4 separate regions of the Homo sapiens genome follow, and regions 1, 2 and 4 are each linked to region 3. The links are chromatin loops, found by intact Hi-C in ENCODE. Cell type or tissue: dorsolateral prefrontal cortex. All regions are shown on one strand. Region 1 overlaps RASGEF1C (RasGEF domain family member 1C). Region 2 holds the start of RASGEF1C (RasGEF domain family member 1C). Region 3 overlaps MAPK9 (mitogen-activated protein kinase 9). Region 4 overlaps RASGEF1C (RasGEF domain family member 1C).

Region 1 (8,000 bases), 160 kb after region 3:
CACGCCAGGGCTCCTATCTTTGCACAAGCCATGGAGGCATTTTCAGGAACAGGGAGGCAGCGATCAGATTTGCATTTTGAACAGACCTCTGTGGCTGCAGGGTGGAGAGAAACCGGCGTGGATGCATTGGGGGCATTAAGAAGGCCAGTGCAGCAGAGAGATGACAGTGGCCTGGGCTCCAGAGACAGTGGTGGGATGCGCAGAAATAGAAGAAAATGAACTAGAGAGGGGTGGTGATGGCCTAGAGGGGCATGAGGGAGAGGGCGGGGTCGAGGATGGCACCAAGCCTGTGTGTCTGGTGGCCGACGCGCTATCCACCAACACTGGGAATACCAGCTTTGGACAAGGAGAGTCGACCTCCATTTGCTGTGCTGGGCAAACAGAGGACCATGGGCCATATGACGGACCGCCGCCCATATGACTCTGGAGATCAGAGGGAGACTGCAGGTGTGAAGCAGAACAGCCAGGAGCTAAGTAAGAGTGAGAAGAGAGGCCTAGACAGAGCAGGAAGAACCCCGAACCCCAGCATCTCACGACAGTGAACACAGGCAAGCCTGCAGACAGCCCAAGGCAGGAGCAACCAGGAGGCTGAGGCGGAGGTGGCCAAGGAAGACGCAGCCTGAGAAACGGCCACTGGCTTTGGTGACAGGAGGGCCCAACGAATTGACTGATGGGAGTGGCAGCCAGGTGAAGTGATTCAGGAGTGAGTGGGGGTGAGGAGACGAAACAGCAGGTGTAGCCACTCGTGGGACTCTGGCTTTGCCTGGGAGAGAGACAGGAGGTCCGTGGAAGGGCCAGGGCCCACAGGGGACTGACCGTGCCCCTCAAGGCTGGCAGTGGCTGCGCCCCACTCCCCATCTTCCCAGCACTCAGATGAAGCCCTGGGAGGCAGTGTGCCGACCACAGTTTTGGACACAGCCTTCCTGAGAGGGGTCGTTCCTTCCATGGGCCCCCTGCCCCCTACCCCGCAGAGGAAGCAGGCCACTTCAATTACCCAGCGTGGAGCCTAGTTTCCCTGGCCTCTGCTCCCAACAGTACTCATCCAGGTCACCCTATGCGACTTCTTTGATAGGACCACCGTCGAGACAATGGGGTCATTTCCTCCCACACTAGAATAACAGCTCCACAGGGCTGCAAGGTCTGTGCTGCCGCCGCTGTGCTATGAGAGCCCAGCCCTGCTCTGGGCACACAGTGGGTGCGCAGTAAGTGCTCACCCCCACCAGCCAGCTCAGACGCACGGGCTCTTGCTTTGGGCCACATCATGGGCTGGGTACAGGGATGAAAGGCCGTGGCCACCCCTCAGGGGCACCTCCTCTCCCACCGTCAAGGAAAACCTAATTATTTCCCCTCGGAAACCCCTATTTCCAAGGAAGTGCCATCAGACTGGCTGGGTTTGTTAAGGTAGACATCCTCATGTCCTCAAGGGGTTTGGTCTAACTCAGAGTGAGATGCAACCCCCTACAGCCAGGAGCCGGCCTGGGCACTGGCAGAGGCAGTGGTGGGAGCTGGAGCCTGGTCCCCAGCGATGGCGCACCTTGACTGGACAGGCTGCTGCTCCCAGAGGCCTCGGGAAATAACGAAGGGTGGCAGTCGGCATCATCAGGTCACTTCAGAGATTGCAGGGAGTTTTCCTTCATGCGATTTTGAGACACACAGAGCCTGCAGTGAGCGGTGGGCAGGTGTGGCATCTGCATGCTGGCTGTGAGGGTCTGGGGGCTCCGATTGCTCTGGGGGGGCCTCAGCCAGGGCCCTGGGGTGCTGCTACTGTCTGAGGACGCTGGAGCCCTGTGCTCTGGTGGCGGGGTTGGGAGTCGTCTGGCACTCCTATGGCAGTGGGCAGCTGTGGCAGAGCCTCAGATGGGAGGAATGGGACAGGACGTGGCTTAACCCTAAGCCTAACTCTCAGAGCACGGGCCAGGTGCAGAAGGCGCCCACTGGTTAGCCGGGCAGTTGTCCGACTCTTCTATCTGTTGCCCATGGAAGGAACGACCCCTCTAAGGAAGGCTGTGTCCAAAACTGTGGTCGGCACACTGCCTCCCAGGGCTTCATCTGAGTGCTGGGAAGATGGGGAGTGGGGCGCAGCCACTGCCAGCCCTGGGGGGCACAGTCAGTCCCCCGTGGGCCCTGGCCCTTCCACTGACCTCCTGTCTCTCTCCCAGACAACAGCACAGCTGGTCGGGGAAGGCCGAGCTGGGCCTGGGAGATAACAGAGGCCCCATTAAAGCCAAGCCAAATGCCAGTCGTCTGCCCAGGGCAGGGCCCATGCCATGTCTCCCGCCTCTCTCCCTTTCTCTGGCTTCCTGGCCGTGCCCACCCCACTCTACCCCACTGCCCCAGACAGCTGCCCCCGGCCCCCGTCACCCTCCCTGATGTGTGCTCCTCTTGGCTCCCACCCACAGATGGGAAGCCCTGCAGCCTTCACCCCAGATCCCTTGCCAGGTGGCCCCACCCTGGCCGGGATTGGGTCCTGTTTCAGGGTAGGGGCAGGTCCTGGCCCCTGCGCTGGTACCTGGCCTTTTCTCCAGAGACCCTGAGGAAAAGACCCTCCCTTTGGAGCCCAGGTGGCTGCCTGGTTCCAGTGTTAGAGATGCAGAGATGAGTGTTCAGTCCTGAGCGCCCTTCTTTCCACCCACCAGGCATACCGGAAGAGGATGCATCAGCTCCTACAGGCTCTGCACCAGAAGCTGGCGGCTCTGCGCCAGGGGCCAGAAGGTCTGGTGGGTGCCGACAAGCCCATCTCCTACAGGACCAAGCCACCAGCCTCCATCCACAGGGAGCTCCTTGGTGTCTGCAGCGACCCCTACACACTGGCCCAGCAGCTGACCCACGTGGAACTGGTAAGCCGGCCCAAACCACCTTCCTCACCCGGGATTCAGCAGGACACACACAGATACACTGTGCCCTCCCTGGCTTCCCAGAGCAGCCCCACAAGCTTGTGAAGGAGGCCCTGGCCTAGCCTCGAGCATGCACTGGGCCCCTTGTGGATGCAGAGGCCAAGGGCCCACCCCAGGGAGAGGGAGGCTGGGGCGGGTTCTTCCCTTTGAGACTGAGGGTTGATGGCGACCTCCCTGCTCTCCAGGCACTCTTCAGCGCGCTCCCGTGCGCTCGCTCATGTCTCCATCACCTGGCCAGGCAGGCCCTGTACACAGAGGAAACTAAGGCCCAGAAAGGTGAAGCGACTTGCCAAAGTCACACAGCAGAAGGGACAGAGCCAGGGTTTGATTCTGACCCAGATGCCATGCTCCTAGCCACCAGCCCCTCCACCCCGCAGAGGAAGCAGGCCACTTCAGTTACCCAGCGTGGAGCCTGGCTTCCCTGGGCGTCACGCCTCATAGCATTGCTCCCTGCCCCCATGAACCGGGAAAGGAGGGGCTGCCTCCTCCAGGGAAGGCGCTGAGCTCTGTGACAACCTAAAACAGGGTCTCCAAGCCCCAGTGGGGAGGGCAGTTGCAGAGTGACTGTTGTGAGGAGGACTAGGGGCTGGGGCACCACGGCAGGCCCCCCAGTGGACACCCCCTCCCCATACCTTCCCTCTTTTACCCACTCTTCACCCTTCCCTGCAGGAGCGGCTGCGGCACATCGGGCCTGAGGAGTTTGTCCAGGCCTTTGTGAACAAGGACCCTCTGGCCAGCACAAAGGTAGGAGGCTCTTACGGGCTGTCCCAAAAGTGAGCCTCACCCAGTGACTGGCCGCTCTCCGGGGAGCCCGCGAGCCTTCTCTGGGCGAGCGCTGGAGTGGCCCAGAGTGGGACAGGTGGGCTCGGGGGGCCCTGCCCACTCCGCCACGCCCCTCCAGCTCGGGGGCGCACCACGACAACCGAGTCCCGAGTCCCCGGAAAGCCTGGACGTGCGGGACGTGGGGGTCACCCACCCAGCGAGGGAGGAGGAGTGGGCCAGGAACCAGGCCGTGGGCCGCGCTGCTCGGGTGGGCCAGGACCCTGGGCAGGGAGGAGGGTGGAGGGCCCCCTGGCGCGCTCCGGGACCCCGTGCGCCTTCCCGGTGCGTTTCGGTGGGCGCCGGTGCCCTCCAGCGGCCACGCGGGGAAGCGCGGGTTGCTGCCCGCTGCCCGGGATGGGTAAGGGAACTCCTGGGTCCCGGTGCTCAGGACACAGCCCACGCACCCGGATTTCGATCCCGCCCTTCTGGGAGCCCAACCAGCAGGGTGCCGGTGCCTCCCACGGGCTAAATCCAAGCCAGAATTGCAAACATTGTGCCTTCTGCCCTCACACCTAATAAAAGTACAAACTATGAGATTGCATTTTTCACTTCTCAGATAAGCAAAAATCACCTAGTAGGTTAGACACATTGTGGAAGACACACTCCACGTGGCTGCTGGGGTGAAGCTGGCGCAGCCACTTTGGAGGGGAGACTGGCACTAGCATCGACGCTCTAAATGGACTTTCTTGACCCCAATTTTCCATACCTACGAATTTATCCCACAGATACACACCCATGTACACGAACATGCACGGACGAAGATATTTGGGATAGACAATGTTTATTATGGCCAAACACTGGGGGCAGATTGCCTTGTCACCCATGGGGACTGGATTACAAATTATGAAACGTCTATAACTAGAATGGTGTGCAGCTGTGAAAGGGAATAAGGTGGACAGAACAACCTCCAAGACCTATCCCTCCAGGCACTGAGAGAAAACGGTAGAGGGAAGAGCAGGGGCGAGAGTGTGTGACCATTTGGGTAACAAAAAAAGAGGGTAACACAAAACCATGTATGTTGCCTGTGTCCGTCAGCACTCTCTAGGAATGCTGACTGCTCTGGGAATTCGGAACAACTGTGGTGCTGGGAGGCAGGAACGGGAGGGAGATTTTTTTTCTTTTTTTGAGACGGATCTCACTCTGTCGCCCAGGCTGGAGTGCAGGGGCGCGGTCTCCGCTCACTGCAAGCTCCGCCTCCCGGGTTCACACCGTTCTCCTGCCTCAGCCTCCCCAATAGCTGGGACTACAGGCGCCCACCACAACACCCGGCTAATTTTTTGTATTTTTAGTAGAGACAGGGTTTCACCGTGTAAGCCATGATGGTCTCGATCTCCTGACCTTGTGATCTGCCCGCCTCGGCCTCCCAAAGTGCTGGGATTACAGGCGTGAGCTACCGCGCCCGGCCGAGATTCTTGTAAGATTTTTTGTTTGGTTTGGGGCCATTTCCAAATATTACTTTTTTATTGTGAAATACATCAAGACGACACATGACATTTGTTTTATCCCCCTACTGTAGATGAACATTTGTGTGTCCAGCTTTTTGCTGTTATAAATATTCCCACAGTGGACATTCTTACACCCGCTGGTATACACGAGTGCACACTTTCTGTAGGGTGTCCGTTCTCAAAAGGCTCAGGATCCCTTTATACTCTTAAAAATTATTAAGGACCCCAATTAACTTTTGGTTATATGGATTATATTTATCAATATTTATATTAGCAATTAAGATTAGCTTTTTTTTTTTGAGATGGAGTCTCACTCACTTTTGTCACCCAGGCTGGAGTGCAGTGGTGCGATCTCGGCTCATTGCAACCTCCACCTCCCGGGTTCAAGCGATTCTCCTGCCTCAGCCTCCCGAGTAGCTGGGATTACAGGCATGCGCCACCACGCCTGGCTAATTTTGTATTTTTAGTAGAGACAAGGGTTCTCCATGTTGGTCAGGCTGGTCTCGAACTCCCGACCTCAGGTGATCCACCCGCCTTGGACTCCCAAAGTGCTGGGATTACAGGCATGAACCACCACGCCCGGCCTGACTAACTTATTGTGCTAACTTGCACCTCTGGTACAATGTCAAATAGAAGTATTGATAGCTGGCATCCTTATTTTATCCTGATTTTCAAAGGAATGCTTTTAACGTGTTGTCCCAATAGAGTATGATGTTTGCTACAGGATTTCTTGAGATGTCTATTATCAGCTTAAGGAAGTATCCTGTTCCTTCCTAGTTTTCTCAGAATTCTCATCATGAATGGTTGTTAAATTTCATTTATTTTTTCTGGATCTGTTACTCACATATTCTCTTCTCCTTTAAACTGTTAGCTGATTGTTTATATTAGTTTTTAAAATAAATGTTTCTTTTGTTTGTTTTGGGTTTTTTGTTGTTGTTGTTGTTGGTATTTTTGAGACAGAGTCTTGCTCTTTTTCCCAGGCTGGAGTACAGTGATGTGAACACAGCTCACTGCAGCCTCAACCTCCCGGGCTCAAGTGATCCTCCTGCCTCAGCCCCCCAAGTAGCTGGGACTACAGGCACATGCCTCCATACCTGGCTAATTTTGGTATTTTTTGTGGAGACAGGGTTTCTCCATGTTTGCCCAGACTGGTCTAGAACTCCTGAGCTCAAGAGATCTGCTTGCATTGGCTTCCCAAAGTGCTGGGATTACAGGTGTGAGCCACCTCACCTGGCCTAGTTTTTTATTGCTGTTGTTGTTTGAGACGGAGTTTTGCACTTGTTGCCCAGGCTGGAGTGCAATAGCACGATCTTCGCTCACTACAACGTCCGCCTCCTGGATTCAAGAGATTCTCCTGCCTCAGCCTTCCAAATAGCTAGGATTACAGGTGCCCACCACCAAGCTCAGCTATTTTTGTATTTTTAGTAGAGATAGGATTTCACCATGTTGGTCAGGCTGTTCCCGAACTCCCGACCTCAAGTGATCCACCCTCCTCGGCCTCCCAAAGTGCTGGGATTACAGGCGTGAGCCACTGCGCCAGGCTGTTTTTTTAATCAATGTTGAACCAACTTTGCATTTCTGAGATAAACGAAACTGGGATAAATGAAATCATTATCTTTTTCACACTTCCCTGGATTTGGTTTGCTAATGTTTTAGGATTTCTGCAACTATAATCGTCAGTGAGACTGAACTGTTATTTCCCCTTCTGATACTGTTCTTGTGTAGTCTTTGTTTCTCTTACCCTGATCTCTATTCTTCCTGAAAGACTGGAATTACTTGTTCTTGGAGCATTTTGTAGAATTAGCCAGTGGAACCATCTAGGCTTGGTATTTTCTTTTTCTTTTTTTTTTTTTTGAGACAGAGTCTCGCTCTGTCGCCCAGGCTGGAGTGCAGTGGCGCTATCTCGGCTCACTGCGAGCTCTGCCTCCTGGGTTCATGCCATTCTCCTGCCTCAGCCTCCCGAGTATTTTCTTTGAGGGATGACTTTCGTGTACTGATTCAAGGTTATTCTTGTTTGTTTGTTTGTTTCGTTGTTTATTCTTGTTATTAATTTAATGGTTTTAGGACTATTTAGGTTTTATGTTTCTTCTTTAGTCTGTTTTGTAATTTATATTTTCCTAGGAATTTGGCCATTTCCCCTAAGTTTCCAAATTTATAGACATACAATTATTTGTAATATTCTCTAGGTATCTTTTTAATTTCTTCACATCTACATTGATCCATCTCTAGTATTTTGATTATTTACACCTCTCTTTGTTTCTTTATCAATCTTATCCGAGGTTCATCAATTTTATTAATGTTTTCAAATAAAGATCTTTTGACTTTGTTGATTCTGTAGATTGCAGTTTTTTTTACTATTTCATTTCTTTCTTCTCTACTCTTTATTATTTCCTTCCATCTACTTTCTTTGGATTTATACTGTTATTCTTTTTCTAGTTTCTTATGTTGGATGTTCAGCTTGTTTTTATCCTTCTTTTCTAATAAAAGCATGAAAGATGGTTGATTTCTTTTTACATAAATTTTTATTTACAGCCTCCAAGTTTTATTTTTTAACATTTTCATTATCATTCTAATTCCATTATGATTTCATCTTTGAAACATAGATTATTTCAAAAAATTTTTTAAGTTTCTGAACATTTGAAAAGAATGCGTATTCTCAAGTAGTTAAGTTCAAGTTTCCGTGTTTGTTTATTGCTTCAAATTGTGTTGCTGAGATTCATATTCATCCTGGGTTGCGTTTTGTTTTTCTTTTTCAATCTCCCTAAGCTACTAGTTACCGTCATGTGTGTTAAAATCTTCCATGTGACTGTAGGACTCAACTTCTCCTGATAAAGAACTT
Region 2 (8,000 bases), 75 kb after region 3:
GCACCAACATGCACACAGCACACACACATGTGCATAGCAGACAACACACACATGCATATACCACACACTCATGCACACAGCATCACATATATACACACACGTGCACAAAACAGCGCTACATACACAAGCATACAACACACACACATTACACACATGTGCTGCATACACATGCATAGAACACACCACACATTCACACAAGTGCACATACACATACTGCATATACCATGCATGCACACATGTGCAAATCCATATACACACACACACCCTCTCTCTTGCTCCTCCCAGCCCAGGCTCAGTGGGTTGGCAGCCCTGGACTGTAAAGGATCATTAAATGTGGCCCCCTCCCGTGGCTGACTATAGGATGACTTCTCCTGGAGCTCTGCCCTTGCAGTAACTTTGGAGGGTTTTCACCAGACCAAGAATGGACGAGTTACGGGTCGGCTAATAAAATGCTTTGGCCAGAGCCCAAAGTTCTGTCCTCAGTGTTTCCTGATTTTATTGGTGAACTTGCTCAGCAGCCTTGCCCGGTGCCCCTTCCCTGAGTCACGTGCTGTGGCTGTGCCAAGCATCCCGGGCAGACGTACTGCAGGGCCTCACAGGCTCCTGCTCTGCGTAAGCGCCTGCAGCTGCTGGAGCCCGTGCTGTCCTTCCTTCCTCCCTGAGGACCCGCACCAGGCAGGCACCCGCAGGCCCCGCTGCCTCCAGACCTCCTCCACATGCCCCTGGCCCCACAGTCCCAGCAGGTGCTGTCTGCTGTGAAGGGGCTCCTCGCCCTCCTGGGAAAGGTACCCCATTCATCCTGCCAGGACCCCTGCCATCGCTGTCACTTCTCACACATTCTCCTATCTCCCATCATCCAGTCCTGTGGCTTCTCCCCCAGAAACAGCCCTCAGGTCTGCCCCATTCCCTGCCCCCTGCCCAGGTCTGTACTCATCAGCTCTCCCCTGCCTGCCAACTCCTCGTGGGCCTGCTGCCTGTCCCTCGTGGCCACACCCAGTGAACAAGGACTCCAGCCCCACTAACCCAGTGCTGCGTTGGTGGGGCACACTCAGGTCTCCCAGAGTCACACGTGTGCAGGATGTGCCATCCAGGCCAGGGGCAGCTACGCAGGGGCTGAAGGTGCTGGGAAAGGCCTCATGGGTGTCAGGACCCCTACATCTGGGGACAGCACCACCCCCTCCTGCTGGGGGTGCTGCTGGCAGAGCTGCAGCCACACCTGCCCCTGTGTCGACACCCAGAGGACAGGATCCAGCTCCTTGCCCACCTGGACACCCTGCCTGGCCCTGTTCCCTTCCACCTTGGCTCCAGCCTCTTTTTTGCAAAAACAATGCAAAGTCCATGCCAGCCACAGGGCCTCGCCCTTGCTATTCTCTCTGCCCACGGTGCTTTTCCCAGACCCTGTATGGCCAGTGCCTTGTCTGATGTGCCTGGAGAGGCCCTTCCTGGGCCCTCCCTTCTAAAGCAGCCCCACCGCACTCAACCACCTCCCCAGTATGGCTTCCTTCATGGCGCTCGGCGCTCTCCGAAATGATTGTTTTTACTCTTTTGTTTGTATGGTTAGTTTTCAGCCTCCCTTCTCTAAACCATGAGTTCCAGGGGGCAGGAACCCCATGTCGGGCTCTCTGCTATATTCCCAGCACCCAGCATGGTGCCCGGCACACATAGGCCCTAGGTAAGTGTCCACCCAATAGATGTCTCAGGGCAGTGGTGGGGTGAGGGGAGACTGAGTTGACGGCCCTAGGGATGGCTCACCCTCTGTCCCAATGCCCTCACTCAGGGATTAGCCCCGGGGCACGTTCTGGAGTGAGAAGTTGGGTGGGCAGGGTAGGGGCTGGGCAGGAGAGGTTCCTTGCTAGAGGGCACTCCTGGGTGGGCTATGAGGGGGCGGGAGCAGATACCTCCCAGGGCCCAGTGGTGGCACCTGCAGCCAGGGTCCCACAAAGCTGGAGGCTCAGGGCAGAACTCCACGCTGGCCGCGAGGCTCAAAAACCTTCCTGGTGTTGCATGAGCCGCGACTGCAGCTCATGCGTCTTCCTCAGCACAGGCCCAACTCTCGGCAGCGATGGGTCTGGCAGGGAGAGGACGCAGGAGACCTCAGGGGACACGGTCTTCTCCTTTGTCCCAGAGCAAAGCTCTGCCACCCTCACCCCTGTGGGACACGGAGCTGTGGCCATGAGCTAGTCCACACCCATGTTCCAGTTGCCCTGGCCTCATCCAAGCATCCCCTACCCTGCTCCCAGCAGGGCAATCATGCTTCAGTGGCCCCAGCCACTTGCTGGAGAAAGTTCTTTATCAGGGGACAGCAGCCTTTGCTCACAGAGCAAGGGTGAGCTGGGGAAAGACTGGCCTCACCACCCTGACCTGCACTTGGTTAGGAGGGCCGCTCAGTGCTGCCCAGACCCCAGAACAACACAGCTGAGTGGGTCAGCTCTTCTGAGGTGCCTCTTGCGGCCTCTCCTCCTAGACTCCTGGCTTCCTCCAGGCGACACCCTGGGACTGGACCTGAGGCTTAGGGGCATAGGGTGATAATCGGAGAAGATGCAGGGAGGGCCCAGTGCCTGCACCCTGAGGCGCATCTGTCTATCTGCTGGGAGCACACTGCTCACCCCTGACCAAGTGCCTGCCTCTGTTCCTCCTCCCTTTCCCCACACCTGACCCTTGGTCTCAGATGTCACCCTCCCTAGGGCCAGCCTCTGGCCCTGGCCCTGGCCCCAGCCCTGCTGTCTCCCTGCCTAGCTACCTGGCCCACATTCATTCTAATACATCTGTATGCCCTAGGCAGCTGCCTGCTCTCTCCAGGACTCAGTTTCCCTAACTGTTCAAGAAATGGGCTGGACTGTTGTTCTTAACCTGTCCATTCTTCCAGGAACAGCCTTCACGGAAGCTTGGAACAGCACCTTACTCCATCCTCAAAGCTGACACAGGACTAACTCTGCCTCAGCTCTAGTGAGACGACACCCAGGCCTGCTATTCCTGCTCCCTAGGTCTTTGGAAATGGCCTGAGCTCAGCTCCTCGGAGCCTGTGTGTGGCAGCCGCAGGCTGTCCTTGCAACTATCAGGCAGCTGTGCCCTCTCTGAGGTGTCAACCCAGGGCCATTCTGCCACAGAAAGACTGGGAGATAGGGGAGGCCAGTTTCTATGCACATAGGTTAAGTACCTGGATCTAGCCATTCCTCTAAGCAGTAAACCTTGGCTTTTTATGATCCACAAACCAGCTTTTTGCTCAAGCTGGTTGGGTTGAGTTTTGGGCCACATCTCATCAGGCAGGTCCTGACTAAAGCAGAGTGAGGTGAAGGCAGCTGGAACTTCCGTGTCGGGTGGGGACTTGGAGAACTTTTCTGGCTAGCTAGAGGATTGTAAATGCACCAATCAGCACTCTGTAAAAACGCACCAATCAGCACTCCGTGAAACGGACCAATCAGCAGGACATGGGTGGGGACAAATAAGGGAATAAAAGCTGCCCGCCCACCCCTCGCCAGCCAGCAACAGCGGCGACCGGCTGTGGTCTTTTTCCCTGCTGTGGAAGCTTTGTTCTCTTGCTCTTCACAAGACATTTTGCTGCTACGCACTCTTTGGGTCTGCACCACCTTTTTCTTTTCTTTTCTTTTTTTTTTTTTTTGAGATGGAGTCTTGCTCTGTCGCCCAGGCTACAGTGCAGTGGTGCAATCTCTGCTCACTGCAAGCTCCACCTCCCCGGGTTCACGCCCTTCTCCTGCCTCAGCCTCCCGAATAGCTGGGACCACAAGCGCCCACCACCAAACCTGGCTAATTTTTTTGTATTTTTAGTACAGACAGGGTTTCACCGTCGCACCACCTTTAAGAGCTGTAACACTCACTGCCAAGGTCCCTGGCTCATTCTTGAAGTCAGCCAGACCAGGAACCCAGCGGAAGGGACAAACTGCGGACACAGGAGGACAGGTGTCCTGACCTCTATGCTGGGACCAACCAGGGAACTTTTCACTGAAGACCCAGTTCAAGGAGGCCACTGGATCCTGTTAGAGCCCCTCTCCCTTTCTAAAAGTGAAATCATGCATCGCCATCCTCCCAGAACCCCGGTGTCTTCAAAGTGGTGTCCACCCTCCCTGGGGGCCACGGGAGAGCGCCGAGAAGGTTGGGGAGGGGGGGTGTCCACCCAGGGATGTCCCATTGGGGGACACAGACAACCTAGGTGGCCAGTCCAGAGAACCGGGCCGGGCCCAGTCTTGAGGAGAGAGGGTGAACTGGGTTTTGGGGCGCCAGAGGCCCACCAGGTGAGGTGTAGGCTGGGGCAGCTGGGGCGCAGAGTCCGCCAGGGTCCGCGCGCGGGAGGGCAGCGTCTGACGGCCCGAGCGGGTGGTCCTGGCGCGGGGGGCCAGCCGCCGCGGAGGCCTGAACGCAGGGCGGGACGCTTGGCTCCGCGGCCGGGGCACGGAGGGCCCTGGTGTGCAGCGCCGCCCGCGGGCTCCCGCAGCTCCACCCCCGCGCCCCGCCCGCTCCGCGCTGCCTGAGTGCCACGAGGGGGCGCAGCGCCGCGTTGCTCCGGGGCCGCCGCCAGGCGCTCGTGCGGGCTGCGCTGGGAGCCGGGCGGTCGGGCGGCGGCGGCGGCGGCGGCGGCGGCGGCGGCGGCGGCGGGCGGCGCCCCGGTCCGCGGCGCCGAGGCTCGCACCGGGAGCTGCCCATGGGCCGGGCCCGGAGTTCCGGCGCGCCGGGAGCCGGTGAGTGGTGCGCGGCCGAGGGACACCTGGCGGTGCGGGCAAGGGCGCGGGCTCGCGGGGGCTGGGGAGGGCTGCCGGCGGCGCGGCGGGGTCGGCGGGAGGCGGGAGGCTGCGCGCGGCGCGGGAGCGTGCGCCGGGGTCAGCAGGGGCGGGGTCCGCGCGGCCGCCGGGACTGGAGGCGCGGGGGTAGCGGGTAGGGTACCCTGAGGGCACACCCCCGGCCACCTGGCGGGAGACCCAGCTCTGCCGCGCGCCGCCAGCCCCTGCTGGGCGCGAGGAGCAAGCTTCTTTCAGCCGCTAGAGTGGCAGGAAGAGCCAGCCTAGACCAAAGCCTCCACCCGCACCGGACCTCAGTTTCCCCGTCTATGAAATGGGGACGGGAAAGCAGACCTGCCGGTGCACGTGCAGAAGGGAAAGGGCCTTGCGCCTGGGGGAAGAGGGTGCTGTCACCCTTGAGGATGGGATCGGATTTGAGGAAAGGACCAGCGCCACTATCAGAGGGCCTGCGAGAACAGTGGGGTCTGCTGGGAGTCCTGGGTGTGTCCCTCACGCAGTGACAGCGGACGGCATCAAGGGACCACCTGGTCCACTCATTGTATTTAGATTGGGAAAGCGATGCTTGGGGGGACTTGGGGAAGGGTGCTGGCGACGCCGCCCCATGCTCAGCGTGGGCGTGGGAAACTGTGGGAAAGACAGAGCTGGGAAGTTGGGGTGCTGGTGGAGCTCTTCCGGGCCCGTATCTCCTGCCTCCTGGGGCTGTGGGAGAGACAGAAGTTCTGAGCCCCGGGAGCCTGAGAAGAGTCCTGGGAAGCTCTGCCTGCCAGGCAGGTGGAGTAACTGAGGTTTAGAGAGGGGCGGGACCATGGAGTGGCAACGCTGGGGTCCCACCTCTGGTAAGACTGGCTCCAACAGCCATAGTGCAGCCACTGTGCAGGCGACCGGTGGAGGGGGGCTAGGGTTGTCCACTCACTGGCCACATTCATTGAGCGCCTACTGTGTGCCGCCTGCTGCCTGCCCCCGTAAGTGCTCACTAGCTGGTGTGGGAGGGGACACCAAACAAGAAATCAAAGGCAAAAGCAAGGACATGGCCAAGATCTTATGCGTGCTGGGAAGAACATGCAGTAGGGTGACTGGGGCAGAGGGAGACCAGGGCGCGGCGGAGCCTTCGTCTGGTCAGGGAGGCTGTCCTGAGCGGGGAGCCCAGCCTGTGATGGACGGGTAGCCCGGGGGAACAGCGCGGGTGAGATCCCTGAGGGCAGGAGGGGGCGGAGCTGGAGCTGAGACGCTACAGGGTCTGGACGTCCTGGGCAGCCCCCAGGCGGTTTGCAGGTTGGGCGTCGAAAGGCTGCCCGTGGCGGCGGGTGGGCGCACTGCCGGGGCAGGAGAGGGAGGGCAGGCGAGAGAGGGACGGGCTGCGGAGCCCAGGGCGGGACTGGCGAGGGGGAGCCCGCAGGCCACCAGGTAGAGGTGGGGCCCTGCCCGGGACCTGGCCCTTTTCAGGCCGGGGTCTGCACCCTCCTGCCATGTCCCCGCCAGTCTCTGAGGTGGTTCCAGCTCTCACTTGTACCTGGACCCAGATCCAGAGTCAGCCATTTGTCCAAGGGGCCTTGGTTCCTTGCGTGGGACCCGGGCTTAGTGTGGGGCGTGCACTCGCCGCCTCTAGGCCTTGTCAGTGGACCAAGCCAAGGCCCCTTTTTTACTAAAAATTAATATTTCCTTTCCCTTTCTCCTGCAGTGAGAACCTTATTCCCCCAAACATGAATATATTTCATCATTTACTTAGCTCCACAATGCACCCCGAAAGAGTTTCAGAATGACTGCATCCACACCGAAGCCAACCAAAACCTGCTAGGTCAGCATCGGGATTTCCACGGGTGTGCAGGCAGAGTGCTGTGTGGTGACGTTATCAGTCGGACACACTGTTAGCTTCGTGTGTTTCTACTTGCATTCAATTTGGAGCTTTTTTTCCTTTAGACTTTAGGATGTAATTTTATTTTTTGAATACGTAAAACACATGGTTTAAAGGTCAGAACTATTAAAAAGCTATCCTTAAAGGTCTCAGTCCCACCCCTGCATCTTCTTCCTTGTTCCCACACCATTGGGAGCCATTTAAAATATTTTCTGGTTTATCCTTCCTGTGTCTCTTTCTGCAAAACAAGTCATTTAAGCATTATCACAAAAGTTAGCCGTACAGCTCCTGGTTTTTCTTCAGTTAGAAGTATGTCCTGAAAGTAACTTCTTACCAGTTCATGGAGACCTGGCTCATTCTTTTTTACACTCACATAGTATTTCGTTCTGTGGCTGTACTATTATTGTTTATTCAAATTATGTCCTCTGGATGAACAATTTTGTTTTTTTCCAAGTCTTTTTAAATTTAAAATAATGGAGTAATGGATAACTTTGCACCTATATTGTTAATGTTTGCAAAGGTGTATATTTAGAACACACTTCTAGAAGTAGGAGTGAATGTGGATTTATTTTGTTAGCTAGTCCCAAATTCCTTGTCAAGAGGTAGCACCGTTTTGCATTCCCACCACCGATGTATCACAGTGTCTTCTGTTTCCCCACAGCCTCGCTGGTTTGAGAGCTGAGAAACAGTATTTCAGTGTATTTTAAATTTATATTTCTATTATTATAAATGAAATTGGACATCTTTTCACATAGATTTGGAATCATACTTAGACTTTTCTAACTATGAAAAGCCCAATTATAAAGCAATCATCTGTGTTTTCTAATATTTGTTTAGTTGTGTACTTAGTCTCTGCATCCAATTTAATCTTTTTCTAAGTGTCTGGCACTCTGTCCCAAAGCCATTTATTTAAAAGGTCATCTTTCCTCCAGTGATCTGAAATGCACCTTTCTCATACACTAAAAATCCAAGCCCTGGGCCTGTTTCTGGGCTTTCTAGTGTGTCTCACAGGTCTGTCTGTTCCATCTGTTCACATACTGGTGAAAGAGAGAGAGAGAGAAAAAATATATTTAAAGGCAAGGAGGGCCTGGCACAGTGGCTCACGCCTGTAATCCCAGCACTTGGGAAGGCTGAGGCAGGCAGATCACTTGAGGTCAGGAGTTTGAAACCAGCCTGGCCAACATGGTGAAACCTTGTCTCTACCAAAATATATAAAAAATTACCCGGGAATGGTGGCACATGCCTGTAATCCCAGCTACTTGGGAGGCTGAGGCATGAGAATCGCCTGAACCTGGGAGGCAGATTTTGCAGTGAGCTGAGCTGAGATTGTACCCCTGCACTCCAGCCTGGGCAACAGAGTGAGACTCTGTCTCAAAATAATAATAATAATAATAATA
Region 3 (8,000 bases):
AGAAGGCCATACGTTGTTGATTGGATGATACGTCTTTTAAGTTTCTCTTAATCCATAGATCCCCCTCCTATTTCTTTGTTTTCTTGGTAGTTTATTTGTTGAAGCAATCGAGTTGTTCCTTAGCATTTCCATAGTTGGTATTTGATTGATTGCATCTCTGCAGTGTAATTGAATGTGTTTCTCTGTAATCTCTGTAAGTTAGTAATTGGATCTAGACGAGGCTTCGTCAGATTTAGGGTGCATTCCTGCATCAAGATGCCTTCCTAAGTGGGCTGTGCACTTCTTATCTAGAGGTACCCTGAGGCTCTCTGCTCGTCCGTGTTGCAGATGAGTGCAATCGCTTGCTGCACATCACCCAGATAAATAGCAGACCCACTGGGAGTCTGAAGTCAAAGTCCCGATCTTAACCACTGCTCCCAGCTGCCCTACCGCATTTTTTCTCCCATTTAGCTTTGTCTTTAACAAACATTTTTTGGGCACCCACTGTGTAATCAGTAGAGGATTGAGAAATAAATCAGACACATTTTCTGCCCTTACAGAGTAGAAGTGTAAGTAGACTCGGAATGCAATCTAAAGCGAATACTGGGAGGGTGGCAAAAATGGGGGCATGCCCAGCATGGTTTGAAGGGAAAGGCTGGAGGAGGAAACATGTAAGAGAAGCAAGTGCTTGAACTAGATTTTTGAAGGAGGGTGAATGTTGACCAGCAGGTCAAAAAGGGGAGGGAAGTCATTTCAAGCAGATGGAACAGCTTAGGCAGAGGCCTGAAGGTGTGCAGTAGCTGGGTGTGTCCGCTGATCCCAGGTGGTTTGATGTTGCCTAAGATTGGGCCAGAGGACTGCCATCTCCTGTGCTGTGCTAGGGAACTGAATCTTATTCTCCAGGCAGTCAGTCACTGTTGAAGGAGTTCAAATGGGAGAATGGTGTGATCACTGCACACTTTCAACAAATCTCTCTTTTTTCTTTCCATATTTTGAAATAATTATAGATTCACAGGAAGTTGCACAAATGGCACAGAGAGGTCCCAGTACCCTTCCCCCAGCTTTCTCCCACGGTTACATATTTACACAACTGTAGTAAAATGTCTAAACCAGGACATTGGGCATCGGAGCAAGGTGTATAGAGTTCATTGTCATTTTTTATCGTGTGAAAATTCCTATAACCACTACCACAATCAAGATTCAAAACTATGTCATCATCCCAGATATCTCCTTGTCCCACCCCCTTACAGCCACAGCAGCCCCTTTTCCCCACCATTCATAACTGCTGGCAAGTACTAATCTAGTCTGCATCTCTATACTTTTGTCTTTTCAGGAATGTTATATGCATGGAGTTATACAGGATGTGACTTTTTGAGATTGGCTTTTTTCGTTGACTATCCTGCCCCTGAGATCCACCCAAGTTGTGGTATGTTTCAGCAGTTGCTGAGTGGTATTCCATGGTATGGGTATACAGCAGTTAGTTTAACCATTTACCCATTGAAGGACAGGTTTGGGTTGTTTCTAGTTTGGCACTATTAAAAATAAAGCTGCTGTGAACATTTGTGTACATATTCTCACGTGGAGTGATTTCTCTTTCTAAAGTGGCATGTGTGCAGTGGTTCGGAAGTCACAGAAATGGTGGCTGGGAGAATGCTTCTGCTGTCGCTGGTCCAAGGAGCCACGAGAAGCCCTTACCCAGGGCCCTGGGAGTGGGGGATTGAGAGGGAAATAGGCAGGCCTGGGTGCCTGGAAGTGGGGCTGGTGACGGAGATCCTTGCAGGGTCCTATGGATCCAACAGTGGGTGAAGTGATAACCAAATGCTAGTTGTTCTGTATTGTGGTATATACTGTGGCTTAAGAACTACAGAGGATGGCCCTGAGAGCTGCAAGGTTCTTGATTATCAAAGAAAGATTACGTTGTTATACCAAGCTATTCTTCATAAGAATTACAGTAGGAGGCCAGGCGCGGTGGCTCACGCCTGTAATCCCAGCACTTTGGGAGGCTGAGGCGGGCGGATCATAAGGTCAGGAGATCGAGACCATCCTGGCTAACACAGTGAAACCCCATCTCTACTAAAAATACAAAAATTAGCTGGGTGTGCTGGCGGGCGCCTGTAGTCCCAGCTACTTGGGAGGCTGAGGCAGGAGAATGGCGTGAACCTGGGAGGCGGAGCTTGCAGTGAGCCGAGATCATGCCACTGCACTCCAGCCTGGGCGACAGAGCGAGACTCCGTCTCAAAAAAAAAAAAAAAGAAAAGAAAGAATAAAGAATTACAGTAGGAAAATAGAACTTTTTAAATTTTTACTATTTTTTTTTTTTTGAGACGGAGTCTCGCTCTGTCGCCCAGGCTGGAGTGCAATGGTGTGATCTTGGCTCACTGCAAGCTCCGCCTCCCAGGTTCACGCCATTCTCCTGCCTCAGCCTCCCTAGTAGCTGGGACTACAGGCGCCCGCCACCACACCCGGCTAATTTTTTGTATTTTTTTAGTAGAGACGGAGTTTCACCATGTTAGCCAGGATGGTCTCCGTCTCCTGACCTCGTGATCCACACGCCACAGCCTCCCAAAGTGCTGGGATTACAGGTGTGAGCCACCGCACCCGGCCAGATTTTTACTATTATTATTATTATTATTGTTTAATATAGAGTTGAAGCCTCACCATGTTGCCCAGGCTGGTCTGGAACTCTTGGGCTTAAGTGATCCTCCCACCTTCGGCCTCCCACAGTGCTGGGATTACAAGTGTGAGCCATCTTGCCCAGCTGGAAAACAGAACAATTTAATGAAAAAAATGTCGGCAGCAAGCATTGAGACAGAGGGTGATTGTGAGAATCTGCTTTTAATCACAATAGTTAGTTGATTTAAATATCGCATGTCCTGGGTACTCTGAAGCTTTAGTGTGATGAAAGGTTCACTTGAGTCTGTGGATCACTGAATCGTTGTCATCGTTAGAGGAAAAAGTGTTTTGGTAGGTTTTGGTAGGGGGAGTCAGCAAGGTGAAATGTGCAGGACTGTGTGCTGGTCCTGGCCAGCCCATGTGCAAATAGCTTCACTTTCTAAAGGGATATCAGAATGGTGCTTTGGGAGGAACTTGAATATTGTGGTGAAACACTCCTAAATTCAAATCTGAGCCATGCTGGGAATTTGGACAACTTCCTTACTGGACAACTTCCTCTAAGCCTCAGTTTCCTCATTTGCAGAGCGGGGATAGTAATATGCTTCTCACTAGTTGTTATAAGGGTGTTGATAAATGTGTACCTCAGAGCCAGGCCCACTCTCATGCCTCTAGCCTTATCTGCCTGAAGCCCGTCTTCCATACAAGTGTCAAATGATCATTCTGCAGCTTTTCATTTAACATGTGTTGTTTAATCAGTTTTTAAATGTGAAATATGTACATTTGAAAAACAGAATAGAAAGTTATAATGGGAAGAAAGTTTCTCATTTCCCACTATTTCTCTACTTGCCAGCATTGTGTATGTGCGTGTGTATGCGTGTGTGTGTGTTTACGTAGCTGGGCATTATGTGTTCTCTTCTTCAACTTGGTGTATTTCCTTTCTGTATCTTAGACATCTTTCCACATTGATACATAAAGTCCTTGCATTCTGTTGAATGGCCTTGTTGTACTTCTGTGCCATAATTTATTCAGTCCATCCACAGTGTGCATTTTAGATTACTTCTAGTTTTTTGCCTGTTACAAGAAGTGTTACAAACATGCTTGCACAAATATGTTTGGATACTTGTACACGTATTTGTCAGATACACTTAGAGAATTGTGTTTGCCAGTTTAGGATATGCAGTTAACATTTTTATTAGCCAGATCTATATTCCATCTAAAAAAATGTTTTACCACTTCTCAGCTCTCACTGACGTGTATGAAAGTGCCTGTTTCCTCATGCCTCGGTCGATACTGTGAACAAACTTGAGCTCAGGTCTTGCCTCCTCCAGGAAACCTCCTTGTAGCGTTCCCTCCCAGTTTTGAGTTGCTCATAGCCTGGAAGGGAGGCAGACCCTACAAAGGCTGTGACAGTGCAGCCTGGCGGGCGCTGCTGAGTGCACAAGTGGCAAGGAGGGAGCCCTGTGCTGGACGGATGGTGGCAGCACAGCCTGGGAGCTGAGGGGGAGGAACCAGCACCGGCTGGTGTGGGAAGTGGAGGCAGCGAATGCAGGCTTTAGTGTATTGCTAATGTGGTTTCATGAAGAATTCTTGTACTTCCCGATTTGTAAAACTGTTTTCTGAGCCCCAGTTGATGGTCCATTTTGTTGAAATATCATCTCAATAGAGTTGACTCATGAATAGCTAAATTACACACCTTCTCAGGTGGCCTTAAGTTTCTTTCTCTTGCTCTCACAAAGCCCAAACTTGACAGAGAAGGTGGCTTTAACAGGTTTTCACTTAGGTGACTTTTTTCTCCTGCATAATAAGGGTACCTTATTTTAATTTTATAATTATTTTAAATCTTTTTGTTTGTTTGTTTTTGAGATGGAGTCTCGCTGTGGCCCAGGCTGGAGTGGCACGATCTCAGCTCACTGCAATCTCCACCTCCCGGTTCAAATGATTCTCCTGCATCAGCCTCCCAAGTAGCTGGGATTACAGGCACGCACTACCACACCCGGCTAATTTTTGTATTTTTAGTAGAGATGGGGCTTCACCATGTTGGCCAGGCTGTTCTCAAACTCCTGACCTCAAGTGATTCCCCCACGTTGGCCTCCCAAAGTGCTGGGATTACAGGTGTGAGCCACCATGCCCGGACTATTTTAAATCTTGAGATGGAATTACAATTCTAAAACCTAATATGAGTGAATATACTCCCCAAATTTAAAAAAGTTAACCTAATATTGTCATAGTCCAAATATAGGTTGAAAGCAGTTATAGCAGGGAGAGTTGCAGAGTTGGTCAGCAGGGTTGAGATTGATCTGTCAGTCCCAACGTGGACACGGGGTCCTGAATGGGGGGTGGCTCTGTGCCATGAGGTAGTTAAGGAATCCAGCTGGTGGGCAGCTTTCCATCTACAGCATGTGACTTCCATCTCTGGGTCTGTGACAGCTGATCCCTCAGCCAGCAGCAAGGAAGAAAGATTGGAGGGCAAGCAGCTTTCTGTAAAGAAAAATAAAAGTGATCTGGAAGTTGCATACATCACTTCTACCCACATCTTATTAGTCAGAACTTGGTCATCTGGCCATACCTGGCTGCTGGGAAAGCTGCCAGGCGTCGTCTCTAGTTGGGCAGCCATTTATCTAGCAGGAAGGGGAAGGAAGGCTTCTCTTATGAAAGCGAGGAAGGGAGGGATGGATCCTGGAGCACCTCAGCGCCTGTGTCGCACCTCTGATGTTTTGACGGCTTCCACAGCCCTCAGGACTGAGGCCAGACGGCTCTGCGTGGCTTCTGGGGCTCATAGTGATCTGGCCTCCTTTTCTCTCTCCAGCTTCACTCGCCCTCTACCCAGCAAGTCCCTAGTGACTTGTCACATTCCGAATGTGCCTCCGCCTCTGCTGCTTCTCCTCCCATTCCCCCAAATCTTCTTCACCCTACTGGGTTTAGGACCCTTGGTGTGCAGGGCCTCCTCCTGAGTGTGCGCTCACTGAGGGCAGGCGAGTGTCCTGGCATGGTACCTCACCATCCACAGCGGGTGCTCAGTACATGCTTGCAAGTAACTGTGTTGCTGGTGTGTTGACGGCATAGCAGAGGAACAGCCACCCTCCGTAAAGCAGGTGGTAGTGGGTGCCTGCCTTTTTGCTGAGTTGTCTCTAATCCTTTGCACTTGTACCCCGCTAGCCAAGCTCAGCAGTTCGCTGTGTCTGGACACAGTCAGTTTGAGCTCTGTGGCTCTACTGTCCATCTCTGGCAAAAGAGTCTGAGGGCGGATGCCGCCTCCTCCTTGAAGCCGTCCTTGTCTTCTGCCCCTGCCAGTGGGTAGGATCTCTTTTGCCTTTTGATTTTGTTTACATTGTGCTTATGGCCCTTACCGCACTGTGACTTGTAATATAGATAATGGACTCACTGCTCGCGCTTCTCCCCCAAATAGTGAAGTACATGTTGTTTCAAGACTGGTTGCTAGCTGACTATGGCATATCTTTTGCTATACTTACCACTTTCGTGCATAAAGGTACCCCCTAAATGTTGAGTGGAATTGTTTCAGCCTCTTGCAAACTGTAAATAAGCTAATCTTTAGAAAGGATCTTCCTTTAGATATCAGTAAAATGGAGCAGCACTGTGGGGAATCAGATCAACAAAGGTTTATTGAATGCTCACAGTGCCCCAAAGACCAGCTTCCTGTCCTCCTGTCCTTGGAGTATGAGATGCCATGAGCAAGACAGACCTGCCTCGCACCTCCTATAGCTTAGAGCACAGTGACCTGCCAGCCTGGAGAGCTCCTGAGTCCCCTTCTCACAGCAGTGTGGGCTAGGCAGGTGTTCCAGCTCACTCAGCCCTAGATTGCTCCCAGGTAACACGGGACTGAGACTCCTGCGGTGCGGGTTGTATGAGCAGCTGTTTGTCCAGCATCTAAGCGCTGTGGCGTCACTGGAGTCACTCCCTGGCTGGCACGCTAACACACCTCGGCAGGAGTGGTCAGAGTGGCAGCCACACTGCAGCCACCACCCAGAGGACGGGGAGAAGACCGTGGGGCAGTGGTCACTTGGAGAAATTATTAATTTGACTCAGTTCTTTATTTAGACTTGTTATTAATCCATTTTTTCCATGTTTAAGGAAAATCCTAGCATTTGTGTTGAAATATAAATCATCACCACAAAAATCTCATTAGGTTGACGTTAAATATTAGATACTAGAACATAAAGGCAAGGGATTTGACAGAGCTGTAGAATACATTCTGTAGTCTTAAACGGTATAGAATGTTTACCTATATGATTTTATTGTTGGCTATGTAGTTTTAAAAGACCAAAATAAATAGCTTGCTGACTTTTAAATAAGCATAACCAGACACGAGCCTAGGAACCACTTGCCAATTTGTTTGCTTGTTTTCTGTATAAAATCATCCAGGCTCCTGCAGAGCAGCAGTCTCAGCCTGTGCCTCAACCACAGAAAAGCTGCTTTCTGGGCCTGCTGGCCTACACTCAGACATAGTGGATAGACTTCCTAGTGTTACTATGATGGACTGTCAGTCACAGCAGAGTTCTTCATATACAGATCTCTACCCTGAAGTCCGGTGGTGATGTGGGACTCTGGGGCTGTGCCAGCTGATGCCAGCTCTGGGACCCACCTCCTGAGGCAGGAGCACGTGCTTGGGCACATGCAGCACACTGATGCCACCAGGCCTCTGACAGCCTGTCACTTTGGCGTATGAATCTTGCTTTTTGGTTCATCATTTCAACCAGAATCTATACACTGAGCAGAAGACTGGTCCGTTTGCTTCTCTTTAGGCATTCTAGAAGTGATCATTTTTGAAACAATGCCTCCGTCTCTAGACAGCTAGGTGTAAATGAACCATTTACACCTAGCTTGCCCACAGGGGGCAAGCTGATGAGACGCACAGAGTGATGTAGTCTTTTCATAGCCAGTAGTAATGCATACATTCTTTTCTCCAAAGGTGGTTATTTTCTAGTCCAGCCCCTTAAAGTGTGGTCTTGCTGGGCCTCAAAATTCCTTCCTTTCATAATGGTCTGGTACCACTGAAATGTCTGCATTTTTTTGTGTCTTGCTTAAGTTCAGAACTTGGTCAGATTGACTTTATCAACTTACAGCCACATTGTCTTACATACCAATAAGTTCAGAACTCTCTTACGTGAGCTGCGTATGTACTTCCGGTAAGAATGCACGTTCATTCTGTTTTTCTTTGAAGGGATCTGAAACTTGCCCACCCTTCGGGATATTGCAGGACGCTGCATCATGAGCGACAGTAAATGTGACAGTCAGTTTTATAGTGTGCAAGTGGCAGACTCAACCTTCACTGTCCTAAAACGTTACCAGCAGCTGAAACCAATTGGCTCTGGGGCCCAAGGGATTGTTTGGTAAGTATGGTCTGTTTTAATAGCGTGGATTGAGTTTTTGCTGTAATAAAAAGTAAAACT
Region 4 (8,000 bases), 84 kb after region 3:
CCAATATCAGGTCTGGGACTAGGCTGAGGTAAACAGACACAAAACGTATGAATATTAACACTAGGCCATCTTTGCATTTCTGAAATAAGTCCCACTTGGACATGATGTAGAAAATAGTTTGGCAGTTTCTTTAAAATTTAAACATAAAAATACCATATGACCCAACAGTCCCACTCCCAGGAATCTAAGAGAAATGAAAACAATGAAATGTCCACACAAAGACTTGTACACAAATGCTCATAACAGCATTGCTTATAATGGCCAGAAAAGTAGAGACAACGCAGTTGTTCATCAACTGGTGAATAAATAAACAAGATATATATCCGTACGATGGAATATAGTTTAGCAATTACAGTTGGCCCTTGAACAATGAGAAGGTTAGGGATGCTGACCCCCACACAGTCAAAAAGCTATGTATAACTTTTGTCTTCCCCCAGATTTCACTTTGTTGTTGTTGTTGTTGTTGTTTGTTTGTTTGTTTTTTGAGACAGAGTCTCACTCTGTCGCCCAGGCTAGAGTGCAGTGGCATGATCTCGGCTCACTCCAACCTCTGCCTCCCAGGTTCAAGCGACTCTCCTGCCTCAGCCTCCCAAGTGGCTGGGATTACAGGCGTGCACCACCATGCCCGGTTAAGTTATATTTTTGGTAGAGATGGGGTTTCATCATGTTGGCCAGGCTGGTCTCGAACTCCTGGCCTCAAGTGATCCTCCCACCTTGGCTTCCCAAAGTGCTGGGATTACAGGCGTGAGCCACCGCGCCCAGCCTGTAGTATGTTTCAATATCATTGTATTAGTTATCTATTGCTGTGTACTAAGTTATCATTGACCTAGTGGCTTAAAGCAACGCATGGCTTATTAGCTCATCATTTCTGTGAATCAAGAGCCTGGGCATGGCTTAGCTGAGTACTGCTGGTGGCCAGCACTAGGTTCTCATGTAGAGACTCAGCTAGGGAAGGATTTGCTTCTCCACTCATGTGGTTGTTGGCAGTATTTAGTTCTTTGTAGTTATATTTAGAGCTTAAAATTTTGGCTGGATGTTGGCTGGAGGCCAACCTCAACTTGTTAGGGTCACCCCCAGTTCCTCGGGACTACCCACAGGTCTTTGTCACATGGGCTTCCCCAGCATGACTGCTTACTCTATCAAGCCAGCAAAGAGTCCCTAGAGAGTCATAACATAACAAAACATAACATAGTATAACGTGACATACATGATATAACAACGTAACATAATCCCAGTAGTGATATCCTATCATCTTTGCCATAGTCTGTTGGTCAGAGGAAAGTCAAAAGCCCCACCCAGTCCCAAATGTATGAACACCAAGAGGTAGAGCTCATGCCGGTGAGCACCATAGAAACTGCCTGTTGGATGTTGGATTCTGATTACTAATATTTATTTTTGCCAAAGTTTTCCCAGTCACCCTTTGACTGGACAAAGCTTAGCTTCTGTTGGTTCCTTAAGAAAGACTTGTGAGTACTGGCCAGGCGCGGTGGCTCACACCTGTCATCCCAGCACTTTGGGAGGCCGAGGCGGGTGCATCACGAGGTCAGGAGATCGAGACCATCCTGGCTAACACGGTGAAACCCCGTCTCTACTAAAAATACAAAAAATTAGCCCGGCGTGGTGGCGGGCACCTGTAATCCCAGCTAGTCGGGAGGCTGAGGCAGGAGAATGGCGTGAACCCGGGAGGCGGAGCTTGCAGTGAGCCGAGATTGTGCCACTGCACTCCAGCCTGGGCGACAGCGAGACTCCGTCTCAAAAAAAAAAAAAAAAGAAAGACTTGTGAGTACTGTTATTTCCTGCTTGCTTGCTTTCTATACTCTTGCTACTTGAAGGATAGATTGGCAGGTTATAAAATCCTTGCCTCTTACTTTCTGTCCCTAAATTTTTAAAAATGTTGTTATGGGTTGTATTGCTTGTACATTGTTGACAAGATGTCTGATATAAACATGCCTTTCTTTCCTTTGTAAGTGACTTGATTGTTTTTCTGGAGCTCCAAAGAATTTTTTTTCTTTATTTTTAAAGTTTAATCATTTTACTAGGCATTCTCTTGGAAATGATCTTAGGTACGTGGGGGACTCTTTGAATATGCATATTTAAGTCTTCTTTTATTTCTAAAACATTTTCTTAGATTATAGTGTTAAATATTATGTACCATTATTTTACCTTTTTTCTTCAGAGATGCCAATAATATGTTTGTGTTAGATCTGTTTTTCATCTGTATTCTAGATTGCTTTCTCTATGAATTTTATTTTTGTTTTATGGTTGTTTTCATTAATTTCCTTAATGAACACTATTAAGCTTTTAGTCAAATCTGTTCTCCCTAAGAGATTTTCTAATTCAGTCTTCATTTCTGAGATGATGGTCTTTTCCTCATTTTTTTTCATGAGTTCAGGCAACTCTAATTTCACATTTACCTTTTTTTGGGTCCATTTCTGTTGAGTTTTTGAATGTATAATGTAGGGATTTTCTTCATGTGTCTGAATTTTTAGTGTGTCTTCATCTGTTCATCTGTATCAGAAACTGGGTTAGTTTACAAACAACAGAACGATTTCTCACAGTTCTGGAGGCTGGAGGTACAAGATCAAGGTATTTGGTGAGGGCCGCATCCTGGTTCGCAGATGGCTCCTCTCCTCACGCCCTCACATGGAGGAAGGGACAAGGGAGCTCTCTGGATCCTCTTTTCTAAGGGCACTAATCTCATTGATGAGGGCTCTGCCCTCGAGACCTAATCTCGTCACAAAGGCCCCCGCCCCCAAATGCCATCACACTGGGGACTACGTTTCCATTATAAATTTTGGGGGACGTAAACTTCCAGACCATAGCATTAGGTAATTCAAGTTGAGGTGTTGCGTGTGGTTTTTCCCTTTGTAAATTGGGGGTTTGTGGGAAGGATTAGTGTCGGCTCTTTATACTGGCTTTGTATGGATATTATCTGTTAACTTAGAGATGTCTTAATTTGCCTGGACTGGTGGTAACAGATGGCTGCAGGCAGGAGCTGGGGGCTTGGGAACCGTAGTAGGTTTCTTAGTGTAAGAGCGCCCTCTCCTGTTGTTGTTATGAAGTGCACCATTTTCTTGTGCTTTGGGAGGCGGGAGTGGACTTGTGTTTTCTGAGTTTACAATATTCACTTTTGCTTCCGTAGGTCCTTGAATGTCCAGGCTTGCTACTTCCTGTCTGTTACTAGCAAGCCTCCGAAGGCTGCCTCTACTTCCAGGCCACATGCCTGGCCCCTAGAAGCAGGGCCTTCCTGAGACAGCCACCTCCGGGCTCGAATGCTGTCTCCTTTCAGTTCCCCAGCCGCCAGTGCTCTGACACCCACCCTCAGGCGTGCTCTGTTTCCCCATGTAGGGTGGGACTTTCTTCTTCTTGTTTTTATTTAGAGACAAGGTCTCGCTCTGTCACCCAGGCTGTAGTGCGCTGGTGCGATCACAGCTCACTGCAGCCTCCAACTCCTGGGCTCAAGTGATCCTCCCACCTCAGCCTCCCGAGTAGCTGAGACCACAAGCACCTGCCACCACACTTGGCTAAAGGACTTTCTTTTTTTCATAGTTCTTGGTCCCAGCTCCCCTCTCCTCATTCCCACAGTGCCTCTCCCTGAGCCCTCACCCCACCAATGCCAGCGTGGGCCCTGGAGCCGGTTCTGAAGGTTGGCTTTCCTCGCCCACACCAGTTAGAGGAGCGCGCGCCCTGTCTCCTACTCATGCTGGAGGCATGGGCATGGATGGTTTTATTTGCTCTCCTGCTTGGTCCATATTGGCTTTTACCAAGGAGAGGATTGGATTCAGGTGGCCACCATTATCTCTGGGGACCTAGAGATGTCTGCAGCCTTTTTACTTGAAAAGCTCCATAAAGAATGGTGTACTTGGCTGGGCGCGGTGGCTCACGCCTGTAATCCCAGCACTTTGGGAAGCCGAGGTGGGCGGATCACAAGGTCAGGAGATCGAGACCATCCTGGCTAACACGGTGAAACCCCGTTTCTACTAAAAATACCAAAAAAAAATTAGCCTGGCGTGGTGGCGGGCGCCTGTAGTCCCGGCTACTCGGGAGGCTGAGGCAGGAGAATGGCGTGAACCCGGGAGGCGGAGCTTGCAGTGAGCCTAGATCGCGCCACTGCACTCCAACCTGGGCGACAGAGCAGGACTCTATCTCAAAAAAAAAAAAAAAAAGAATGATGTACTCTTCATCTCTTCATCTATTAAATAAATCCATCAATTTTTTTTTCCAGCTCTGTAGCCCAGGCTGGAATGCAGTGGCACAATCTCAGCTCACTGCAACCTCCGCCTCCCAGGTCCCGGTTCAAGCAATTCTCCTGCCTTAGCCTCCTGAGTAGCTGGAATTACAGGCACATGCCACCGTGCCCAGATAATTTTTGTATTTTTAGTAGAGACAGGGTTTCACCATGTTGGGCAGGCTGGTCTTGAACTCCTTACCTTGTGATCCACCCGCCTCAACCTCCCAAAGTGCTGAGATTACAGGCGTGAGCCACCACGTCCGACCCGATTTTTAACACTTTGGAACATTTGCTCATTATTTTTACTAAGCCATTTAAGAGTAAGCTACAGGAATCAAGACATCAGCATCACCTTAGAACACGGAAATTCTTCTAGGAAACCACAATTTGAATGCACGTTCAAGAAATTTAATATGAGCCAGGTGAGATCACTGATACCTGTAGTCCCAGCGCTTTGGGAGGCTGTGGTGGGAGAATCGCTTGAGGTCAGGGGTTCAAGGCTACAGAACAAGATCCCATCCGGGAAAGAAGGAAGGAAGGAGGGAGGGAGGGAGGGGAGGGGAAGGGAAGGGAGGGAGAGAGGGAGGGAAGGCAGAGGTCACCTTGGTTTATGAATTTTGAATAAGCTGACACCACTGTTACCAGTTCAGGGCCTTCCGGTCCCACACCAGCATCCTAATTGGTGCATTTCTGCTTTACGTGCAGTGGATGTCGCTAAGCGTGGGACGGAGTGCAGACCCTTGGAATCAGCTAATTAGTGCCCCTGCAGAGGAAATATCTCCCCGGGTCATTTGGTCAGGAAGTTGTTTAGTTGTTTGTTTAGTTGTTAGTTGTTTAGTGTCCTTTCTGGCCTTATTTTAATATCCAGGATCCGGTCAGTGATGAAGGCTTGGATGTTTGCCGTGTCTTTTTGATCCCTTTAATCTACAGCGGGACTTCCACATGCTTTTTGTCGTTCCTGTAGAAAGCTTGCGTCCATTTTCTCCCACAATCCGGATTTGTCAGACTCTTTCCTAAAAACTCAATGCAGGCTAAGCATTTTGAGTCAGAATTGTTTTAAAATTGCAGAATGTGATGCTTCTCTAGGAGAAAGGCACCCCCTGCCACCTCTCCCGTCCTCTGCACTCCTGGGGGCTGCATGTCTGCCAGCAGGGGGTGGCAGGTGGGGGTTGGGGAGGAGAGGTGTGGTCCTTTTGGCTGAGACCACTAGGGGCCTGGGTAGGCTTTGCCAGGATGTGCTGTGGTACTGTTGGGCTCCTGCCTCAGTTTCCCTTCTACCCTCTGGGAGTCCTTCCTGGGGGCTTTCTCCTACTTCCTCACTCCTCCAGCCTCAAGGCCTGGACCTGTGGGCCCAGCTCTGCCTCCCTGGGTTCCTACTCTTGGCAAAGGTCCTTGCCAGGCTCATTTCATGCAGGACCCCCTAAAGGATCCCAGAAGCAGCAGAAGGTGCCCAGGTCATGGAGGCCTAGGTTTGAACCCATCTGCTATGGTCTGAGCATGTCCCCCCACAAATTTATATGTTGAAACATAATTGTTGACTGGTATATATTGAAACGTAATTGCCAGTGTGATTGTATTGAGAGGTGGAGCCTTTCATGGGTAGTACCCTAAAAAACGGAATTCGTTCCCCTATAAAAGAAAGAGGTATGAGGGAGCTGTTGTCCTTCCCCCATGTGAAGATGCAGGAGGGAGGCACCCTCTGTGGAGCAGAGAGCAACTTGATCTTGGACTTCTCTGCCTCTAGAACTGTGAGGCATACATTTCTACTACTTATAAATTATCCAGCCTCAGGTATTTTGTTATAGCAGCAGAAACAGACTAAGACACACTCCTTCCTCTCTGGGAGACTCTTACAGTCCTAGGATTGCTCTGGGCCTCAGACACCAGATGGGGCTCTCAACGCCAGAGCTGGCCAAGGCAGGCGTCCAGTATGCCTTCACTTTCTTCCCTTCTTGGGCACCCGACATGTGTCTTTGACTTTCAGAAATCATAGCAGGGGTCCTGGTCCTCTTCTGCTGGGTGGCGCTGTCTGGGGCTGGGGCCTGCAGAAGGGTGCGCTTTTGTCCTGCCTGTTTCCAGTTTCCTTAGGGCCTTACTGCCCAGGGTCCTGCCACCAATGGTGCCCCAAACTGCCACGCCCCATAAGCCTGTCCAGGAAGCGTCCTACAGACTCATCTGTGAAAGGCTCATGAATGTGAGGGGTCACCTTGGTTTATGAATTTGGAATACGCTAACTCAGGCACCGCTGTTGCCAGTTCAATGCCTTCCGGACCCACACCAGCATCCTAATTGGGGAATTTCTGCTTTACGTGCATTGGATGTCGCTAAGCGTGGGACGCAGTGCAGACTCTTGGAATCAGCTAATTAGTGCCCCTGCAGAGGAAATATCTACCTGGGTCATTTGGTCAGGAAGTTGTTTAGTTGTTTGTTTTAAAATCCAGACAGTGTTCAAAAGTGCCAATCTGGCTAAATAATACATAGTAAAATGACCACTGCTCTCTGTGACGGTTTAAGCACCTGCACAGTGCCATTGGCTGAGTCCCTGTGGCCTCAGGTAATTCCCACAGCAGCTGCCATCAATTTACAGATGGGGAAACTGAGGCTCAGGGACACAAGGGGACATCCCAGGGCCATGCAGCCAGTGTGGGCCTTGAGCTCAGCCTGCTGTCTGGGGTTTGTGCGGTTGACAGTCTGGGCTATTTTTGAGCGTGGACTGCTCTCACTCTCTGTCTTTGTGGGCCTCTCTCTGCTCACAGCCTCCCATCTGTCCATCACGTGGACCACCCAATAAACACATGCTGAGCAGCCGTGGGTTTCAGGCCTGAGCTAGGCTCAGCCAGGAGTGCCTCTCTGTTAACCCCCAGGCCTTCTCTGTCCAGCCTGGGTCCACTGTCAAGAGGCCACCACTGCCCTGAGCAGCACCCTGGATCCCGCCATTGCTTCCCCCTGCCGTCCCAGGGTTCGGGCTCCCCTCTGTCCCAGCCATTGTTGAGTGATTCACAGGTGTGTGGCTGAGGGAGGCAAGGCAGAGAGCTCCCGTGTGCCTGATGCACCCCTGCTTCCTGACGCCAAATCTCAGTCCCCAGATGGGACTCTCCAGGAAGGGGATCGTGCTGCAGAGGGACCAAGGAGGCTCATCAGAGGCAGGCTGGCCACAGGCGCCTGTCAGTGAGAGCAGCCCTGCCCTGTGGTGAGGTCTGAGGGGAGCCTCACCGACGCCAGCCTCGGGCAGCACACCCAGCTCCACATTCTGGGGTGAAGTCAGGTCTTGGGAACCCTCGGGCTCTTTGGATATTGTTACCCTGGTGTTACTCAGAAATGCTGCAGCTAGGTGTTGCTTTGAAATACAGAATTTTTATTGAGTGCTTCCTATCAAGCAGAGTGTGCCAAGTTCTCCTTAAACTTTATCTTGTGAGAATGGAGATTGATAAACAGAGAAATACCTGTTTCAAAAGATGAATAAGGTTGATTGCCCGCCAGCATGACCAAGCAAGACAAAAAAAGAGAAAGCACAAATGATCAACATCAGGAGGGAGAAAGGGCCATCGCTGCAGGTTCTCCCCAGGTGGCGAGGATAGCAGATAGCAAGGGATTTTTATGAAGAACCTCGTACCAATACATTTGATATACTTCAGAGAAAAATGAACAAACACCCCAAAAGACGTAACTTACCAAGACTGACATAAGAAGAAATACAAAACCTGAACAATACTATTTCTTTTTTTTTTTTCTTTTTTTTTCTTTTTTGAGACAGAGTCTCACTGTTGCC

What was found. Peaks named below come from ENCODE experiments on the same cell type or tissue, not always from the same donor. Only the 100,000 strongest peaks of a DNase experiment are listed, where the experiment ranks them.
Region 1: a loop joins it to region 3, with 4 times the contacts of the local background. A loop is called at or near these places in 11 of 110 quality-filtered maps.
Region 2: a loop joins it to region 3, with 2.9 times the contacts of the local background. A loop is called at or near these places in 7 of 110 quality-filtered maps.
Region 4: a loop joins it to region 3, with 2.2 times the contacts of the local background. A loop is called at or near these places in 7 of 110 quality-filtered maps.

The regions. Positions count from the first base shown.
Region 1 is chr5:180,123,247-180,131,246 of GRCh38, reverse strand. It overlaps RASGEF1C (RasGEF domain family member 1C), which reads left to right. Exons shown (of 14, transcript NM_175062.4): 5 at 2,637-2,837; 6 at 3,564-3,638. Among named protein-coding and RNA genes, the nearest start is that of RNF130, 55 kb to the right of the region's middle. RefSeq lists silencers at 3,928-3,997, 4,068-4,117, 4,344-4,638. In dorsolateral prefrontal cortex, CTCF peaks have their summits at 2,517, 3,824, 4,030 (motif pointing left) and 6,932; DNase peaks (open chromatin) are centred at 1,746, 2,216 and 4,036; H3K27ac peaks cover 1,986 bases.
Region 2 is chr5:180,205,722-180,213,721 of GRCh38, reverse strand. It overlaps RASGEF1C (RasGEF domain family member 1C), which reads left to right and starts at 4,511. Exons shown (of 14, transcript NM_175062.4): 1 at 4,511-4,694. RefSeq lists a silencer at 4,376-4,595 and an enhancer at 5,720-6,512. In dorsolateral prefrontal cortex, a CTCF peak has its summit at 4,460 (motif pointing right); DNase peaks (open chromatin) are centred at 599 and 4,501; H3K4me3 peaks cover 2,489 bases.
Region 3 is chr5:180,280,380-180,288,379 of GRCh38, reverse strand. It overlaps MAPK9 (mitogen-activated protein kinase 9), which reads left to right. Exons shown (of 12, transcript NM_002752.5): 2 at 7,772-7,940. The coding sequence starts at 7,819. Among named protein-coding and RNA genes, the nearest start is that of MAPK9, 7.7 kb to the left of the region's middle. In dorsolateral prefrontal cortex, a CTCF peak has its summit at 4,034; a DNase peak (open chromatin) is centred at 4,049; H3K27ac peaks cover 867 bases.
Region 4 is chr5:180,196,477-180,204,476 of GRCh38, reverse strand. All of the region lies in intron 1 of RASGEF1C (RasGEF domain family member 1C), which reads left to right. Among named protein-coding and RNA genes, the nearest start is that of RASGEF1C, 8.7 kb to the left of the region's middle. In dorsolateral prefrontal cortex, a CTCF peak has its summit at 3,037 (motif pointing left); a DNase peak (open chromatin) is centred at 7,016.